2 separate regions of the Homo sapiens genome follow, and region 2 is linked to region 1. Evidence: chromatin contacts called from ENCODE POLR2A ChIA-PET data. All regions are on one chromosome and are shown on one strand. Each heading gives the region's core, a stretch centred on a gene start or an enhancer-like site at or near the end of the contact. The rest is flanking DNA. Distances are from core to core; before and after follow the strand shown. Region 1 has its middle 5.6 kb from the start of RPS26. Region 2 overlaps RBMS2 (RNA binding motif single stranded interacting protein 2).

Region 1 (3,540 bases), core at 301-2,800:
GATTCCTCTTGAAGTGTCTAGAGTCACAGCCTGTCACGTGGGTCCTAACTACTACCTCTTCTGTGGGTTTACAAACTCACAACATACTCTGCATTCTAAGCGCAGAGTATGTTGTTTGATTGTCTCCATAGATTCTACTTTCAAGAACCTAGCTGGTAAGAATTGACTTAGTTTTTCGTCTTAATAATCCCAAACTTTGTTGTTTTTGAGATGGAGTCTCTCTCTCTTACCCAGGCTGGAGTGCGGTAGCCCGATCTCGGCTCACTGCAACCTCCGCCTCCCGGGTTCAAGTGATTATCCTGCCTCAGCCTACCAGTAGCTGGGATTACAGGTGCCCGCCACCATGCCCGGCTAATTTTTGTATTTTTAGTAGAGATAGGGTTTCACCATGTTGGCCAGGCTGGTCTTGAACTCCTGATCTCAAGGGATCAGCCCACCTCAGCCTCCCAAAGTGCTGGGATTATAGGCGTGAGCCACCGCGCCTGGCCAGGAATCTGCATTTTAATAGTGTCCCAAGTGATTGTGATGCAACTGGTCTGTGGACTATACTGCAGAGCAGATGGTGAAGGGAATGTTGCATTTGGAGGATTTTATTGATGATGAATCCTGGGTTCCAGAAAGCTGTGAAAGGGTTTCAGGAGATGGGGAAGAGTGCAAATGGGGTCAGAAAGGACTGCATGAGAACCAGAATCTGAGAGACGTGGAATGAGCTGGAGGCTTGGGCTTCTGGTGGTGACTGCACGAATAGGTGCAACTGAGCCATGGTGAACATCATGCTCACAAGCCAAGTGTGCAGTGTGACTTGGAGTCCCAACTCACTATCTACAGGCCCAGGGACCCTGACTTCACAGCTGCCTCCCAAGGCTATTTTCCTAACCTTTTCTCTCTACTCTCTTAGATCAGTGTTGGACTCATCATTTCTGAAATATGAGAATGTGTGGGAAGGCAGCAAGGTGAGATAGGCCCAGAAACATTGGGAGGGGTGTGGGGAGCACTAGGAGAGGAGGAGATCGATTGGGGTGGGGAAGAGGAATACAGTCTCCCTCCCACATCCCTGGACCCCAGAAAGAAGTCCTGAAGACACATCCTTTTTTCTAGTATAATGCACTATTTACCCTGATTCAGGCACTCTGAATGAAAGGTGACTTCCGGATCAGGCGCCCTGGCTCACGGCTGTAATCCCAACACTTTGGGAGGCTGAGGCGGGTGGGTCACCTAAGGTCAGGAGTTTGAGACCAACCTAACCAACACGGGGAAACCCCATCTCTACTAAAAAATACAAAATTAGCCGGGCGTGATGGCACGCGCCTATAATCCCAGCTACTTGGGAAGCTGAGGCAGGAGAATAGTTTGAACCTGGAAGTGGAGGTTGCAGTGAGCCAAGATCATGCCACTGCACTCCAGCCTGGCGAAAGTGCGAAATTCTTTCTGGAAAAAAAAAAAAAGAAAAAGAAAATTGGGTGACTTTCTCAGGCTACAGTTAAAGATGATGTCATGAGTAGTTAACCAGGCCTCATTGATGTTAGTACCTCGGGATGACCATAGAGGGCAGTGTCGTGCAGGAGTTAAGAGCCCAGCTTCGGAGTCTGACAGACCTAAGTTTGAGTCCTTCCTTCGCTCTTTGGTAGCTTTGTGTGTAGCTTTGGGCAAGTTACTCTATCTAAACCTCCAAAAATTAATTTAAAAACACTTCACAAGAACATTTTGAGAACTAAATGAAATAATCTTTGCAAAGGACTTTGCAAAGAACCTGCCAGATAGGCCGGGCGCGGTGGCTCACGCCTGTAATCCCAGCACTTTGGGAGTCCGAGGCGGGTGGATCACGAGGTCAGGAGATCGAGACCATCCTGGCTAACATGGCGAAACCCCATCTCTACTAAAAAATACAAAAAAAAAATTAGCCGGGCGTGGTGGCGGGTGCCTGTAGTCCCAGCTTCTCGGGAGGCTGAGGCAGGAGAATGGTGTGAACCCGGGAGGCGGGGCTTGCAGTAAGCCGAGATCACGCCACTGCACTCCAGCCTGGGCGACAGAGCGAGACTCCGTCTCAAAAAAAAAAGAAAAAAAAGAACCTGCCAGATAATGCAACATTACAAATGGCAGTGGTTACTATTTTTGGCCCAGTCTTACTCTGTAAGTCTTAAAAAAAAAATCAGTGTTTTTTTGCAGATTTATTGAGGATAATTGAAGTATAATACATTGTAGGTATTTAACGTGTACAATTTGAAAAGTTTTGTGTTTGTTTTTTTGAGACAGACTCTCACTCTGTCACCCAGGCTGGAGTGCAATGGCGCCATCTCGGCTCACTACAACCTCCGCTTCCCAAGTTCAAACAATTATACTGCCTCAGCCTCCCGAGTAGCTGGGATTACAGTCATGTGCCACGAGGCCCACTAATTTTTGTATTTTTAGTAGAGACGGGGCTTCACCATGTTGTCCAGGCTGGTCTTGAACTCCTGACCCCATGATCAGCCTGCCTCCGCCTCCCAAAGTGCTGGGATTACAGGCATGAGCCACTGCGACTGGCCGAAGTTTTGACATATACCCAAGTGTATACCCATGAAACCATCACCATACTCAAGATAATTAACATATAGATCACCCCAGAAGTTGCCTCTTGCTCCTTTGTAATCTCACCATCCTGCCACTCCCAGCACTGTCCCCAGGCAACCACTGACCTGCTTTCTGCAACTATAGATTAGTTTGCATTTCTAGAATTGTAGAATCGTACATAAATGGAATCCCACAGTATATATGTGTGTATACTAAAAACATATAAATTAGCCAGGCATGGTGGCAGGCGCCCATAATCCCAGCTACTTGGGAGGCTGAGGCAGGAGAACTGCCGGAACCCGGGAGGTGGAGGTTGCAGTGAGCCCAGATCGTGCCACTGCACTCCAGCCTGCGTGACAGAGTGAGACTCAAAAAAAAAAAAAAAAGAAAAAGAAAAAAAACTTGCTACAAACATTTGTGTACAAAGTCTGTGTGGACATATGCTTTCTTTTCTCATATGTAAATAGAGTCATGTGTCCTCAAGAACAGGGATATGTTCTGAGAAATTCATCCTTAGGCAGTTTTGTCATATGAACATCTTAGAGTGTACTTACACAAACCTAGATGGTATAGTCTACTACACACCAAGGCCATATGGTAGAGTCTATTACTCCCAGGCTACCAACCTATGCAGCATGCTACTGTACTCAACGCTGTAGGCAATTGTAACATAATGATATTTGTGTATCTAAACATAGAAAAGATACAGTAGGCCAGGCACTGTGGCTCATGCTGGTAATCCCAACACTTTGGGAGGCTGAGGCGGGCTGATTTCTTGAGACCAGGAGTTTAAGACCAGCCTGACCAACATGGTGAAACCCCGTCTCTACTAAAAATACAGAAATTAGCCAGGCGTGGTGGCAGGTATCTGTAGTCCCAGCTACTTGTGCGGCTGAGGCAGGAGAATTGCTTTAACCCTGGAGGCGAAGGTTACAGTGAGCCAAGATCGCGCCATTGCACTCCAGCCTAGGCAACAAAGCAAGACTCCAT
Region 2 (3,540 bases), core at 287-2,786, 530 kb after region 1:
GCCTCAGCCTCCCAAAGTGCTGGGATTACAGGCGTGAGCCACCGCACCCGGCGGATCAGAGGGTTTTTGTGAGTGTCCTAACTCACAGAGCTCTGGGTGGCGAAGTGGTGCTGGAATCTCAGTCTTCTGATTCCTTATTTCTCTTTCTCCAACAAGAAACTAACTCAGTAGACTCCAACATTCCTTTTTCTATCACTATGGGCCATGAACTCTTTCTTATTGCTTTTTCCTTCCACAGATTCATGAAATATTAATGATATTATCAATAGCTAATTAGACCTTGACCTTAATTACAACAAGGAGCAAAAAATAAATATTGGCAAATTCTTAGCTTGTACAATTTTATCAAATTAAAGGAACAATTTTCATTCAGAATTTTCTAATAAAAAATAATGGTAACAACCTCTATTTCTTGTATTCTTATTTATATGGCAGATACAAGAGAGGGCCCATGTTAATAGTCTGAAGACTGCCATTATTCCTATGAGGATCCCATACAGGGACCAGTTGAAAGAACCTTCATTACAAGCTGGGGTTACCTCTTCAAGAACCTTGAATTTGTGTGGCAGACACTCTGTGTTTCTGTAGTCATAACATTTGGAGCAGTTGTGGGGCTGGGAACTTAGAGCTTTGCTTTCTCTTTCAATGTGTGGAGAGCACAGATCCTGGAGAAGCTAGAGCCTAACCCCTCTTATGCTCCTTAGGATGGAGTCCACAGAGAAGTGTGAAGCCATCATCACCCACTTTAATGGAAAATATATTAAGACACCCCCTGGAGTACCAGGTGAGGCATCTGGGGCTCAGGCTGAGAGGGCCACAGGTTGTTACTTCCAGTGAAGATTCTGGAGCAGCTTTGCATGACTGTGCCTGGGCCACATGAGGTGGGACTCAGCTGCCCATCTGCCTTCTCTCTCGGCAGCCCCATCCGATCCCTTGCTTTGCAAATTTGCTGATGGCGGGCCAAAGAAACGACAGAACCAAGGAAAATTTGTGCAAAATGGACGGGCTTGGCCAAGGAATGCAGACATGGTAAGAGGACCTCTGAGGAGACAGGAGTACTAACGACATTAAAGTGGAACGGAAATGATCATGGCATGATTTCTGTGAGCTTAGGTGGAAAGCTTGAGAGCTACAGTACGTAATTGAGAAATGCTGGCTGTGAACATACTGCCAGTTTGTTCTCGAGTGTGGCTTTGCGGCCTGCACAATTAGAAAAACTCTGAAACAGCTGTAGTGGGACTTGTCTAGGCTTTAATTTGTTAAACCAAAACATTCCCAGCCTTGGACATTCTGGGCCAGCTCCTATTCTCACTCAAGGGCTCACAATGTGAACACTGTGTTCTTTCTTTATAGGGCGTCATGGCCTTGACCTATGACCCCACCACAGCTCTTCAGAATGGGTAAGGTTTTATATAATCAAGCCACCTGAAAATGATAATGGCCTGTGTCCAGACACTCAAATGATTCATCTTGATTCTCTCTATTTGAAAGTCAAGGGAACGTTGGCTGTGCCTATCAGTTGGGACCCTTCCCTTGTGGTTTCCTGTGACTCAGTACTGATTGAGGTTCCTTCCCACAGGTTTTACCCAGCCCCCTATAACATCACCCCCAACAGGATGCTTGCTCAGTCTGCACTCTCCCCATACCTTTCCTCTCCTGTGTCTTCGTATCAGGTATGTTCATGCCTGAAAAATGGTGTGGTGGTTTTCCCTACTACTGTGCTTTAAGTGAAGTAATATAAGGCTAGGAACTACTTGTTTTTTGTTTTTCCTTTTAATCATATTACACACAATTTTACATAACAGCGTAAAAGATGATCTGTGCATGTGGTCATATATATGGTATACAGTTTTAATGGTGTCCTCTTACTCCCCCTCCACCACCTCCACAAGTAAACTCATGTTAATGTCCTACTGTGTAGCATTTGTCATATTTTTTCATATGAATACACATATGTATAGCATTTGGGGAGTTGTTTATTTTACAAAAATTGGACCAGATTAAATATATTTTTACATTCACTCATCTCACTTAACAGTATCCTACACCAGTGATTCTCAAAGTGTGGTCCCTGAACAAGCAGCATCAGCATCATCTGAGAATTTTTAGAAACAGAAATTTTGGACTACCCTCCAAATCTACTGAATTACAAACTCTGAGGATGGGGCCCAGTGATCTGGGCTTTTGTTTGTTTGTTTGTTTGTTTTAAGAGGGCGTCTCCCTCTGTTGCCCAGGCTGGAATGCAGTGGTGCAATCTCGGCTCACTGCAATCTCCGCCTCCTAGGTTCAGGCGATTCTCCTGTTTTAGCCTCTGGAGTACCTGGGATTACAGGCATGCGCCACCACGCCCAGCTAATTTTTGTTTTTTTTAGTAGAGACGGGGTTTCACCATGTTGGCCAGACTGGTCTCAAACTCCTGACCTCAGGTGATCCGCCCGCCTCGGCCTCCCAAAGTGCTGCGCCACGCCCAGCCGTGATCTGGGTTTTAACAAGCCCTCCAGGTGATTCTGTTGCAGCTAATGTTGAGATCCTCTGCTCTAATTTTATCTTTTTTAATGGTTGCATTATATTTCATGCTGCAGATATGCCAGAATTCTTTAGCTATACCCAATGGGGGCATTCACTTAGATTCGTTTTTTTGCTGCTATCAATAATGCTCCACTAAACACCCTTGTGCTATATTTTTATATATGAATGCTTCTATTTCTGGGGGCTAGAGTCCCAGGAGGTGGATTGCTAGGTTGAATGCTATATGGATTTTCAGTTTTATAGATGTTGCCAGATTGCTTTCCACAAAGGCTGTGTCACCTCACATTTCTACCAGCCATGTATGAAAGTACCCATTTCCTTCCAGGCATAGGTGCTACTGCTCTTTTAAAATTGTTCCTGTCTTGCTGGGCACGGTGGCTCATACCTGTAATCCCAGCACTTTGGGAGGCCGAGGCAGGTGGATCACCTGAGGTCAGGAGTTCGAGACCAGCCTGGCCAACATGGTGAAACCTAGTCTTTACTAAAAACACAGAAATTAGCTGGGCATGGTGGCGGGCGCCTGTAATCCCAGCTACTTGGGAGGCTGAGGCCAGAGAATTGCTTGAACCCAGCAGGCAGAGGTTGTGGTGAGCCGAGATCGCGCCACTACACTCCAGCCTGGGCGACAAGAGTGAAACTCTGTCTCAAAAAAAAAAACAAAAAAATTGTTCCTGTCTTGATGAATGTAAAGTACATCGTTATTTTAATTTGCATGTCCCTTACTATAGGTGAATTTAACCATTTCATTTGTCATAGTTTGATTGGCTTCTCTCTGATTGCTATTCATATGCTTTGTCCATGTTTCTATTTGGTTATTTGTTCTTTTCCCATCAACTTATAAAAACTCCATGTAAGTATTAATCTTCTAAATGTTATCTTTGTTACAAATTTTTTTCCAATTTTATTTTTTGGCTGTTGAATTTGTGGTCCTCAAACTTTAGCGATGTATCAGAATCATGTGGAAAGCTTATTGAAAACTGGATTGCTGGGCACCACACCCAGTTCCTGGTT

What was found. ChIA-PET counts read pairs that join two places held with the same protein, here RNA polymerase II (POLR2A).
Region 2: POLR2A ChIA-PET joins it to region 1 with 22 read pairs in activated CD4-positive, alpha-beta T cell. The contact joins two enhancer-like sites. POLR2A ChIA-PET finds 5 or more read pairs at or near these places in 2 of 52 experiments (T-cell and activated CD4-positive, alpha-beta T cell).

Annotation. Positions count from the first base shown.
Region 1 is chr12:56,045,746-56,049,285 of GRCh38, forward strand. No RefSeq gene overlaps it. Among named protein-coding and RNA genes, the nearest start is that of RPS26, 5.6 kb to the left of the region's middle. RefSeq lists enhancers at 276-869, 1,460-1,754 and a cis regulatory region at 1,359-1,733. Within about 2 kb of position 1,551, at least 6 of the 41 ENCODE cell types and tissues checked have a DNase peak (open chromatin) inside an H3K27ac peak, as active enhancers do.
Region 2 is chr12:56,580,480-56,584,019 of GRCh38, forward strand. RBMS2 (RNA binding motif single stranded interacting protein 2) reads left to right here. Exons shown (of 14, transcript NM_002898.4): 6 at 705-784; 7 at 920-1,029; 8 at 1,354-1,400; 9 at 1,580-1,673. Among named protein-coding and RNA genes, the nearest start is that of BAZ2A, 48 kb to the right of the region's middle. RefSeq lists an enhancer at 1,667-1,716. Within about 2 kb of position 1,537, at least 5 of the 41 ENCODE cell types and tissues checked have a DNase peak (open chromatin) inside an H3K27ac peak, as active enhancers do.